Regions from separate parts of the Mus musculus genome. Here region 2 is linked to region 1. Evidence: chromatin contacts called from ENCODE Hi-C or POLR2A ChIA-PET data. All regions are on one chromosome and are shown on one strand. The core of a region is the stretch at or near the end of the contact, and the rest is flanking DNA. Distances in the headings are between cores, read along the strand shown.

Evidence for each region. A loop is a pair of places that touch in the nucleus more often than their neighbours do. ChIA-PET counts read pairs that join two places held with the same protein, here RNA polymerase II (POLR2A).
Region 2: a map of T-helper 1 cell shows a loop between it and region 1 (2.6-fold over the local background). The contact joins the enhancer-like site here to the promoter of Map3k4 in region 1. A Hi-C loop is called at or near these places in 1 of 37 maps with a recorded cell type or tissue (T-helper 1 cell). POLR2A ChIA-PET finds 5 or more read pairs at or near these places in 1 of 5 experiments (Patski).

Annotation. Positions count from the first base shown.
Region 1 is chr17:12,316,166-12,322,527 of GRCm38, reverse strand. Map3k4 (mitogen-activated protein kinase kinase kinase 4) reads left to right here and starts at 3,868. Exons shown (of 27, transcript NM_011948.2): 1 at 3,868-4,030. The coding sequence starts at 3,900. It overlaps 4732491K20Rik (RIKEN cDNA 4732491K20 gene), which reads right to left and starts at 3,675. Exons shown (of 2, transcript NR_045290.1): 1 at 3,356-3,675.
Region 2 is chr17:12,787,506-12,793,867 of GRCm38, reverse strand. All of the region lies in intron 1 of Airn (antisense Igf2r RNA), which reads right to left. Among named protein-coding and RNA genes, the nearest start is that of Igf2r, 21 kb to the right of the region's middle. RefSeq lists an enhancer at 798-4,151. Within about 2 kb of position 3,224, at least 2 of the 3 ENCODE cell types and tissues checked have a DNase peak (open chromatin) inside an H3K27ac peak, as active enhancers do.

The DNA.
Region 1 (6,362 bases), core at 2,619-5,118:
CTCTCTCTCCCTCTCCCTCCCTCCCTCTCTCTCTCTCCCCCCCTCTCCCTCTCTTCCTCTCTCCCTCTCCCACTGAGTCTGCCTTTCACTGAGCACCTAAGTGAATGTGAGCCAGCATCCTGTACAAGGAGCAGAGTAGAAGTCTGTACTCTTCTTGCCTCTGCAGAATGAGCAGAGCTGTAAGAAGCCACTAGAGAGGGTCATGGCTGCTAAGGTCTCTAAAAGGTCACACAGGAGGCCGGCTGGCAGAGCTCACAGATACCATCAGGAATGGAGAAAGTTATTTTAAGTAAAATTCATCACATGCTAACAATGATGTTAAAATACACAGCTTTGAAGTTTGCTCCTTTGAAACAGTAAATTCTTATGTAGTTTGACACAAACTTCTTTTTGAATAATTTTGAAAACTTTTGGCTAGTACACCACTGTAGATAGGAGTCTAATGTGCTACCATAATATCCCCTCCCCCATTTCCCTGTTTTGTGTGCATGTATGTTTAGTATATTCACACAGATACAATAGTTTGAGAGTTCAAAAGCATGATGACATGTGGCCACAGGTTTGTTAACATTTTTAGGAAAGCAGAAATGTCTAGACATGTATGCAACTGGCGTGTGTGTGCATCACAACTGGCCTTGAACTCTCGGGTTGTAAAAGGCGCAGCTGTAATGCACCATAGCCTAAACTAGATTCCTAATAGAATTTTGACTTTTGGTTTTAGATTGATTTTTTAAGTTACATGTATCTGTGTCTGGCTATATGTACATGTAAGTAAGTGTAGGTGGTGCCTGCTGGACTCTAGACTGGAATACCTGGAGCTAGACGTACAGGCATTTGTGAGAGGTCTCACATGGGTGCTGGGATCAGAATTCAGGTCCCCAGCAAGACTGGTTTGCACTCTCAACCCCCAAGTCATCATTAAAAATTAAAAATTAGGAGCCGGGCGTGGTGGTGTACACCTTTAATTCCAGCACTCGGGAGGCAGAGGCAGGCGGATTTCTGAGTTTGAGGCCAGCCTGATCTACAGAGTGAGTTCCAGGACAGCCAGAGCTATACAGAGAAACCCTGACTCAAAACAACAACAACAACAACAACAACAACAACAACACCCCAAAAAACAAACAAAACAACAACAACAACAACAAAAAGCAACAGAGGCTATGTGAATTCATTCTCGAAGATATGGGGAAAGGATTTTCATAGACTCTGATGACACTATTGTTAAGAACATCTGATAAATGGTAATTTTAATCTATAGGTGGAAATCTAAATAACACTAGGAGTAACTAGTGTAGAAACAACACACAACCCAATGAATGTTCCCTATCTCTTCTGTGGGCTCTTCAGGTGGACAGAGGAACCTGAGGATAGCAAGAGCTGAGCCACAAAATCTATCTTTCTTTCTGAACCTGAGGATAGCAAGAGCTGAGCCACAAAATCTACCTTTCTTTCTTTCTTTCTTTCTTTCCTTCTTTCTTTCTTTCTTTCTTTCTTTCTTTTCTTTCTTCCTTCCTTCCTTGAGCCACAAAATCTTTCTTTCTTTCTTTCTTTCTTTCTTTCTTTCTTTCTTCCTTCCTTCCTTCCTTCCTTCCTTTCTTTCTTTCTTTCTTTCTTTCTTTCTTTCTTTCTTCCCTTCTTCCTTTCTATGCAGTTTTTATTAATTTTCTAGGATCTTCCCAAAAGAAAAAAATTCAAAGAAACAACCATATCATGATACTTATTACACATTCTAGACAAAGAACCCTAACTCTGTGAAGAAGTGTCAGGAACAATAGGTATCTGAGAGTATATTAAATTCTAGGGGTGCTACTCAGAAAGAGAGAGATGGTGTGGATGTGGGCCTACAGCAAAATAACAATTATTTTGGAGTTTGCTTTTTCAGGTTTACAGAATCTTCAGTTACCAGTCTCCAGTGATCAAGGGCATCTTCCAGCATGGCTCTTCGAGGTGGCCCTTCCCCAAAGAACCTTTACATCCTGTCGCATGCAAGAAGGTAGGCCAGTGGCTCCTTCTGAAGCCATTTAAGAGTGAAGTTAGCAAGGTGACCATTTGCCATGTTCTAAGGTGGCTTGTCTTTAACGCCTCCATAACAGTATTTGCTAGGTTCCTACCATGTATTAAGCCCTGGGCTCCTGACACTTGGTGACTGGGTGACACGTAGGTCCAAAGAATGGTTTCTGCTCCAAAGGAGCCAACAGTCTAGAGGTAAAGAAATGCTCTGAGAGTAAGCGGAGGATGCTGAGGTCTCTGGCCTGGAACCCTGGAGGCACCGGAGAGTGCTGCTGAGAAAGACCATTGTGAATCAGCTAGTCTATCTATGTATGTTGAGGCAAAAAGGCCCTGCACACAAACCGAGTTAGTATCAAGTAATCTAGGTCTCTATGCACATCGAGTGGTACGATGAGATGATGTAAATGTCTTTAGTTCCTTCTAGAATATGCGGTACCCAGTAGACAATGAAGGATAAAAAAAAGTCATGGCTCTTCCTGAGGCTGATTTGTGTTCAGCGTTTTATGAGTGGGAAGCAGTGTGCCCATTGGCTCACTTCCTGGCAGCAGTCAGAGGTTTCCTTATCGACTCTCCTCATATGCAATTTAAGGAGGGCTCAGGTTAGCCCAGTGTAGAGGGAGACGAAACTATCAGAATTACAGAGAGATGGGAAACACTCTGCAGAGCTCTCAGTGAAAATGAATGGGTCTTTAAAATTATTAGGATAGACTGAGTTCATTTCCTTTGAATGCTTCGTTTTGCTTTGTTCTCTCTCCCTCCATTAGGCAACTTCTCACGGCTGCTTCCTTAGTGTCTCCCGAAGTCCTAATGCAATATGTGCACTGAATAGTTGTTGACTGACTGCATGTTGTTGAATTAATGAAAGGGATGTCAACTCAGAAATCCAGCACTGGCAGACATTATAGATAATGTAGTCTACTGTAACAACAGCAAGAGTATGCTCTTTAATTACAGAGACATTTCTGTAACACAGCTGATTTCAGAGTATCTTTATCTTGCTTAGCTCTTAAATCTTACCTTGAAATTTTTTCTTTCAGTCAGTTAAAAAAATTTGTTCAAAATTTATATCTCTACATAGCAAAGCTAAAGAATCATTTTTTTAAAAAAAATCAAACTAAGTGGAAACAAACATATTTGATTCTGAATACGATTTCTGAACTGAATCTGGATTTCAGAAGGCATGATTGCAACTCAAAGGCTGTAAAGCTGCGCAAGCTAAGAATGACTGAAAGATGCTCTGCTATTTCAATTCTTTTAATAACTTCAAATCTTTACAACTTCTTTATCCCTTTCTTTCTTCTTTAGTGTAGCAACTGTGCAAGTTTCTGAAAAAGCACTTTCTAACCTTGGGATCCTGGGTGAGGACGGCGTCCTCTGCTGCCTGATTGGTGTGTCACTCTGATGGTCTGAGTCTGCAGAAGGCCCACACTTCCATGTCAGAGCTGTGGGCGTCTGGGTGACATCATCCTTATTCCGAAAGGCAGAATCCAGTGGCGCAGAGACCTTGAGCTCCAGTTTATGAAGCATTCCTGCTCGCCCAGACAACCCTACCTCTCCAAATGTCTCCTGTGCCCTTAGCCTCAGGACCTCCCGAGGCCACCCGCGGTCACCCAGCGACACCTGATTTACCACTGGCCAGTGCGCTCCTCCCTCCCGCCTCGCCCCGCCCAGGCGGACTCAGCCGCCCGCCGAGGCGTGTCCCTCGCTGCCCGCCGTAGCCCAGCGTTCGGCCGGCCGCCGTTCCCAAGATGGCCGCTGCGCGCACGGCTCCTGCGGCGGGCTAGAGGCGGAGGCGGAGTCGAGTCACTCCCTCACCCCGCGGCTCCTGGTCTTCCCGCACCAGGCTGCAGCTGACGACCCGCCGCGGTCATGCGAAGCTTGGTGCACGGATGAGAGACGCCATCGCCGAGCCGGTGCCCCCTCCTGCCCTCGCCGACACCCCTGCAGCCGCCATGGAGGAGCTGCGGCCAGCACCGCCGCCACAGCCCGAGCCGGATCCGGAGTGCTGCCCAGCGGCGAGGTGAGTGCACGGCTGCAGCTGCAGCTCGGAGGGAGCAGGGTGGCGCGTGAAGGGGGCGTGGGGTCCTCGGCTGCGCGCCAGGTGGGCGCGGAGCATCCGGACCTCCGGTGGCGGGAGGGGCGCGGTGCAGCGCGGAGCCCGGTGCTCCGCTTCCGCGCGACCCCTGCCCGGGCTCGGAGGCCAAGCTCCCGAGCGACCCTGGCCTTTGCAGTAGTGCTCCCCGGGGCCCTGCTGCAGACAGCCCCAGCTTGCCCCGGACTGCCGCTCGGGCTCGGATCAGTGATCGGATGGAAGGAAGGTGGTCCATCTTTCTCCTTTTTCCAGGAAAAGAGAGGCGACGTGCCTCTCGGCAGTTCCTTGCTCCTTCAGCCCTTTGCAGCGCGCCTCCCAGCCTTCTGTCCCCAGGGCGAAGCTTCACGTAACTGCAGACAAGGTTCCTTGTCAGAGATCCTTTTACTGTCTTCTAGCAACAGCCTGATGCAGTGTTGCGCACGAAAATAGCTAAGGGTTTATGTGTGAAACTTTGCTACCGCAGGAAGCTCCAAGATGGAACTTTGGTACCCAGAGTATCTGTTGCATTCTGCTCCGTAGAAGCTCTTTTAACTGCTACGAAGAGTCTCAAGTTTTAATTGGGAGGGTAAACTCACGGTGTCCTGATTTTGTGTTTAAATGCCAGTCCTTTGCATCTCAGGATAAACTTTGACTGCTTCCTGTCCCCTATAGTGAAAACACTCCCACAACTCCTCCTGGCTTAAGGTCTCGCTCTATAACCTCAGGAAGAAGGCAGTTAAATAGCTTTGCTTTTTCCTGCTTGAAGAAATAGCAAATTTATAGTTGTAGCGAGACCCGAACACGGGAGCCATTCACATCCTTGCTTGTCACCACTGGGTTGCCTGAGAGGAATTTTACTTTTTCAAAGCCGTGAGAGCTACTGCATTGTGTTTCTTAATTTCAAGATAGTTCTGTGACATCTTTTGGGGCATTTTCTTTAAGGAATAGTACAGGGTGCTATTAGAAGTCTTTTTTCAGAAAGTTCATAATTTTCTTAATGTATTGAGCTGTTGAGCAATTTTTACTCCTTTAATCGTTATTTTAGAAATAATAAATGTGAGTCCTTACTTAATGCTTAAAATGTTTTATCACGTAGCCATTACTTTTGTTAATTCATTTAATCTTTATAACAGTCTTATGAGTTAATTCTGCTATTCATCTCCTTTATGTAAGAGGAAACTGAGGCAAAAGGTAAATAGCATATATAAAGATTAACAGCTTGTAATGAACAAAAGTCTGGCTGCCTAGTTTGTGCCTTAATTATCACGAGGAAGAGGGATGATTTCATACCCACAGACCCGACATTATAATTCTATGTAACTGTTCTCGGGGGAGAAAATGGACTTGAGCGGTGTTAGGCAGAGGGATAAAAATCTGCTATCAAAACGCTGCTTTCCTATTGATAAACAGCCTTGCCTTCCAGCCAGGAGCCTGTCTCTTTGTTATAATAAAAATAGGTCAGGATAATGGGCCTCATCCAACTTTACGTGAACAGCAGTGTACAGAACAAGGAGATCTTTGAAGTATTTTTCTTAGCAACATTGCAGTTAATTTTACAATAGCAAATGCGTAGAGCAGATTTTTTTTTTCTCTTGGTGAAGCTGCTGCTTTGCCTTTTTGCTGCAGTAATGGACACTGCCTCCTCTTCAGTTGGCAGGGGTGACCTCTGGCACTATTACTGTCCATCTGTGGTAAGCGATGTTGCAGGGAGCTCCAGCTGTTTGTATGTGGTCCACATTCCTACCTATTCACAAGAGGCTCATACATTGCCGTATACATCCCGAATCTGCTCAGTGCCTCCCCCCAACACGCCAGCGACCACTAATCTGTTACCTAGCATTTCCAGGTGGCTCTCTGGCAGACCAGAATAAAGCTGTTGATGTTGTTGTTCCTCGGCTGTGCGTGTGTGTCATTGATCACGCAGGCTGTGCTCGAGCACAGGTCTTCTGTAGGAGTCAGGCCCGTACTTGTTGGCCCCGAAAGCTGTATGGCAAGTGCACGTGGCAGATGCCAGCACCCAGGATGTCTGCTGTGGGTGCGCTTCGCTCCTGACAGTGAGTTATGCAATGATGGAAGAACAGAAAACAGATTGCCAGCTGACGGGGCTCTGTCGGATCCCTAGTTTTGGTAGAGAACTTATGAAGGTGGTTACAGTTGTTCTTAGTGAGTAAACTTTTGGATAAACCTTCTTCCTTCCTTTTCAAGCATCTGGGCCACGTTTGAGAGGATCCTGATGTTGCTTAGGAACACTATTAGAATTAGTTTGAAGCAACTTGACCCT
Region 2 (6,362 bases), core at 1,975-4,474, 470 kb before region 1:
TTGTAGAGGGTGTGCACATTAGCTTCCCAGGACCTATGCAGTGCCTCTCAGTGGCTTGCAACTCCATTTCCAGGAGCTCTGAAGCCCCCTTCTGGCTTCTATGGTCACTGTGCAAAGGTGGTTGGTGCTCATAACCCCCCAGAGGCTCACACACATAGTCAATGAATAGTTATTTTAAAAAAAAAAAACAATAGAACATTGTCTTTCTTTTCCCCCCATGAAACTGTCTATAGGTCTGTTGTGGTGGAACTATTCCACCCTTGCTTGTTGAGGAAATCATTTTTAAGAGGAATGAAGACAGGCCGAACTCATGTAGACCCAACCAGAAGAATGTATTATAAGGATTATGGGTAAAGTTTAATTGGAAGAGTGCTGACCAGGCTTGCATGTACCACATAAACCAGGAATGGTGGTACATGCCTATAATGTCAGCACTTGGGAAGTGGAGACAGGAGGTTAGAGGTTCGAGGTACCTCTTACTACATAGCAAGTTTGAGGCCAGTTCAGGTTACTTGAGACTCTATCAAAAAAAAAAAAAAAAAATCCCAAAGGCAAGATGGTGAACAATATGGAAAAAAAGAGAATTTTCTGCCTGAAGCGATGAACAAAGTCCACGGACTCTCACAATAGCAAGGTATGCCATTCAGGGTTTAGGTTTTTTTTGTTTTGTTTTGGTTTGGTTTTTTTTTTGTTGTTGTTGTTTTGTTTTTGTTTTTATTTTTACTTCAGAAAAATACCAGGATTGAATCAATCCAACGGGGGAAAAGTTTACTTTTGCATCCTGCTTAGGACTGTTCTTCCAAGGTCTTGCTGGGTACCAGGATGACTTATCTGAGCGTCTACACTGTTGTGTGGCAAGCCTGAGACACAGCTGATGGAGATAAGAACTGTAAACGTGTCAAAATGGAGGAAGGGATGAGTGAGCTGGTGGGACGGAAGAAAAGTGGATCAGAAAGAGGATTCCCTTGAGCCACCCCCTCCCCCATTCTGTTGTTAATCTGACATGGGTGAACCTAGGCTAGCATGGCCCCCTCTGTGGGGGACCAAGGCTAGTGACACAGGTCCTGTGCCCTGATCCTGGCTCTCATCCTGCAGTCTCACAGGCTGGATGCCTTGTCACTTTGCCTGTTCAAGGTTCAGCACGTGCCTCTCCAGATGGCCACACCCTGCCCAACCCTTGAACTGTGTTCCAGAGCCAACAGAACTGTGTAAACAAGAGCAGCTGGCAGGCTCCTGCTTCTCATGGTTTCTGCTCTGAGATGAGTTTTCTAAAACGCCTCTGGAGTCCAATAGTCCTGGATGTGACTCCAGACTCCTCCGCTTCCTTATTCTACGTTTTAGGCAAGCGGCTCAAACTTCTTGGCATTGTCGGTGCTAATTGTTGGTCCCTGAAAGGTTTCATCGACTGTCAACCCCCAGGCTACAGATTGCTGATACCATGTAGATTTGGACAAACTGAATTGGAGTTGTGATTTGTAATTCATCCCTGGTTATAGGATGGTTGCAAGCAATACAAGTTATGAAATATTATACTGATTTACTTCCTTTTCAAAATTCCCATCACTGTGTATCTAGGTCATCATGGAAAGAGTAAAACAAAAAAAGAAAAGAAATAGAAAAAAATACTGCTTTTTTTTCCTGCTAAACCTCTTTGGTGGGGCTATGTATTTTGACTTTATACTTAGCATGTATTATTATTATTATTATGAGTTATAGCTCCAGCTAGCCTGGTTCTTGCTATATAGACCAGGCTGGATTTAGACTTGTAGCCATTCTCCTGTCTCAGCCTTGCGAGGGCTCTGGTTATAGTGACCTGGCATACTGGCCTATCTAACTTTTTTGGTTATAGTGATCTGGCATACTGGCCTATCTAACTTTTCTGGTTATAGTGATCTGGCATACTGGCCTGTCTAACTGTTTTAGCTTAATAAACCACCTCAGTCTCTTGGAGTTTGGATTCCATTTGTTCCTTAAGCATTCACATGTCGGGGGTTTAGTCCTTAGCATGGTGACTTTAAGATGTGATGGTATCTACAGGAGGTAGAACCTGGCCTCAGGGGTTGGGGGATGTAGCGCTCAGGAAGGAAGGAATGGATGTGGGGCCCGTGATACCCTGGTTGGGCTCTTGAGAGAGTGTTTTTATAAAGGTACATGCCTGGGCCTGTCTCTCAGGCTTCCTGTCTGGCTAGCTCCGACACACTCTTTCCATGATGTCATCCACAATGGGAGAGAGGGAAAAGAATCTTTGAAAGAGCCAACATTATGCTGGAAGAAATTTGATAGTCAAACTTGGACGTAGTGGCTTGGGCCTGTAATCCCAGCACCCAGGAGGCTGAGGTAAGAGACCAGTGAGCTAGAGGCCAGTGTGTGTGAGAGGAAATGAAAGAGGGAGGGGAAAAAGAAAAGAAGAGGCCCAGAGAGAGAGACTTGTAGTTTTCTCACAGTTTTCTTCCTTTTCTTTCTACTAAGTTATTTCTTATGTAGCTTGGGAATTTCAAGCAAACTGAACCAAGAATTTACAACTGAAAAAAGATACTATGGAAGAGAGATGAAAGGCTTGCATTTCCCTGGAATCCGTGTGCCAGGGGCATGTGCCTGCTGATTATTTCAGTGGCAAGCCTTTTAATTAGCAGGCGACGGTCACATGCTTTCCTAGTGGGTCTCATAACAGCTCTTCCAACGAGGTTTCCACCAGGGATCCCGTTAGCTGAAGTAACAGATGACCCAATTCCAAGTTAATAAAGAGGAGATGGAAGATTTCCTAGCTCAGGTTAAAAAAAAAAAAAAAGTCCAGTGAGATTCCTCTCTCCCAGCCTTGTGATCAAAGTGCCCCAAGGCTGATAGCAGTGTCAGCCCCTACTAATCCTGTCAGCTTCCTGCCCATGCCTGTTGTTAGAGAGAGGTCAACTTCCCATGGCAGCATGAATGCTATCTTCCCAGGAGCTCTGGTAATCATCTCCTTACATCTTTCACACACAGGCTTAAGTGTACCCGGGGGATGGACATGTTTGTTTGGCTTACACTATCAGCTGGAGTGTGACAGACACTGAACAGTCAACCGTAAAGTCTTCCACATTCTTCCATTTGCAGGGGGCTGGGGAGGGGGGCGTCATCTGATCAGGGGCTGGCAAGCTATAGACATGGAACCATATCTGGCTATTTTCAAAAGTGAAGCTTTCTTGGCTCACTGCCACGTACATAGGCTCACACGTTGCCTGAGGCCGTTCTCATGCCACAGGGGCAGAGCTGAGTAGCTGTGCCGGAAAGCCATAGGATCCATACAGCTTAAACAGTTTACGGCCTGACCCTTTGATGAGTTTGCTGACCTCTGCTCTGGATGAAGAAAGCGGAACGGAGATTAAACAACCAGTCCAAAGTCAAAGGGTGGACAGGAAGCAGGGATGGGAGCCCATAAACCCACTGTCCCCAGATCTGCCAGGGGAGTTTCTGTGCCTGAGCTGGCATTTCTGCCATGCCAAAATAGAATGAGGCTGACCTAAGCTTGCATGAGTCAACCTCTGTGACAACTGATCCATTCTTAGAAACAAGTGTTTCAGGGGCTAGAGATTGTTCAGTGGTCAAGAGTGCTTGGGGGCTCCTTGGGAGGGCCTGGGTTTGATTCCCAGTACCCACATGGCAGCTCACAACTGTTTGTAGCTCCAATTCCGGGGGCATCTTCTGGCCTCTTCCAGTCCCAGGCACACTTACATGCAGGCAAAACATCCATACCACCCAAAGGAAAAAAAAAATCATGTGAATATGAAAAGGGGCTCAGTGACTGCCTGCGAGTAGCTGTTGCTCACAAGGTGGTTCACAACATCCAGTTTCAGGGCATCTGATGCCTTCGCCTGAGTTTCTCTGACACCAGGCATGTGCATGCTACGTGGGTAAAGCATGCAAACCCATAAAGTAAATAAGTCTGGAAAAGGGGGAGGCTGAAAGCAGGGCTGGAGAAAATGAAAACCATGTCTATGATGACCCAGAAGCCTCTAGTAACGTTCTATCTCATTTTACACACAGGCTTACATGAGCCTGGTTCTAAAGAGTATGGCTAGAGGAAGTCCATCACTGCTCAGAATAATTGTTTGGGGCATGGTAGATTCAGATACCCAATTTCTGAAAGACACCAGGACCAACGGGCATATTAGAATATTTCAATAACCAGTGGGATAAAATAAAAGTCGTAACAAATAACTTTACCTTGGTATGGTGGCACATGCCTGTATCCTAGTCCTTGGGAGACACAAGTAGGAGGGCAACTCCAAGTTTGAGGCCAGCCTGGTCTACAGAGAGTTCTAGACCATTTTATGGCTACTACATAGTAAGATTCTGACTCGCATATATAAAATGTTCATGCAGACAAAATGTCGATTCATATTTAATTTGATGATATTAAAACAATATATATTTGGTATTGACCACATTTTAAAATAATTCTTTTAAGATGAGCTCTCAGCAGCGCAGGCTGGGTTTGAACTCACTGAATCCCACCTGCTTCTGCCTCCTAAGTGTTGAGATTAGGTGTGACTTCTATTTTCATTTTTTTTAATTTTTACGTGTGTGTGTGTGTGTGTGAGTGTGTACACTTGAGAGCATGCTCATATATACAGAAGTTAGAGGAGATCTAGTGTTTTCCTCAATTATTTTGTACCTCTCTCTTTTTCTGTTTCTGTCTTTGGGTCTTTGTTCCCCCCCATTTCACCCCCTTTTCATGTGTGTATGCTCATATATAGAGGTCAGAGGAGATCTAGTATTTTTCTCAATTATTTGATCACTCTGTCTCGTGTGTGTGTGTGTGTGTGTGTGTGTGTGTGTGTGTGTGTGTGTATCTGAAGTTTGCCATTTCTGCTATGCTGGATGGCCATCAAGCTCCCAGGATTCTTCACTCTCTCCCTCCACACACTTTGCTTGTAGGCAGATGTGGTTGTGTTGGGCTTTTACATGAGTGCTGGAGATTTGAACTGAGTCCTATATTGTCCACAACTGTAAACGTTAACGTTTATTTACCAGAGGTGATTGTCTCACAGGCTTATAGCTGAATAAGCTCACTTTTTCTAGCTCTTTCTGAAGTCTGGCTTGCTGGTCTAACTCTGCTTCATATTCTCTTCATGTTCTGCTTCAAACTCCTCTTCAAGCTGACTGATTCAATCTGGTTTCTCTTGGGTTCTCCCTGAATTGCTCTGCTTGGCCTCAAACTAACTCTAGTAATTTGTTGTACTCTTTGACTCCTTATTCATTCTCTGGTTTCAGTTGCCTCTGCTGACCTGCACTGAAATGCATGATCTCACAAATGAACTCAACTCCACTGCACATGGACTCCCAGCTGACTCTCTCCCTACACTGTTCTTAAAAGGCTTCTTTCCTGTACTGTTCTCATGAGAACTGGACATATCCTTTCTCTGACTCACTGTCAAATCTTTTCTGATTCGTCACTTTGTCTGCCAGTCAATTAGATGTCATTTTCAAACATGGTTGCTTCCTTCTACAAACTAACTTTAGTTCATTGTTAGGGATTAAAGGTATGTAATGAGGGGGTGTCTGTATATTCCAGCTGGATCACACAGACCTAGAAGGTCTTTGTTGGTGATCCTTTGCCAGAGCAGCCATGTTGCTGGATTAAAATTCCTCTACACATGTCAAGCACTCTTACGCACTGAGCCATCTCCCCAGCCTCTGTGTGGTAGTTTGAATATGTTTGGCTTACAGGAAGTGGCACTATTAGGATATGTGGGCTTGTTGGAGTAGGTGTGGCCTTGTAAGCGGTGTGTCACTGTTGGGGTAGGCTTGGAGGTCTCATCCTATGCCAAGGCTCTGCCCAGTATGGAAGAGACCCTTCTCCTAGCTGACTGAGGAAGACAGTCTCCTGCTGTTGCCTTTGGATCAGGATGTAGAACTCTTGGCTCTTCCAGCACCATGCCTGCCTGGACGCTGCCATGCTTCCACCTTGATGATAATGGACTGAACCTCTGAAACTGTGAGCCAGCTCCAATGAAATATTTTCTCTTACAAGAGTTACCTTGTTCATGTTGTCCCTTCACAGCAATGAAAACCCTAAGACAGAAGTTGATACCAGGAATTGGATATTGCTGGGATAGGCCTGATCATGTTTTTGTTTGGAGGAATGTGGATTTTGGGACTTTGGATTTGGAAAGCAATGGAATGCTTTAGTTGAGACCGTCTTAGTAGGAATATAGAAGACATTGGTTCTGGGGGTGATTTGAACTCTTGGGGCCTGACTCAAAAGGTTTCAGAGGAGAAGAATGTTAATATGTGGCCTACAAACTGTTTTTGTGATGTTTTGGTGAAGAATATGGCTGCTTTTTGCCTTTGTCCTGAGGCTAAAGTGAAAAGATTTAGATTAA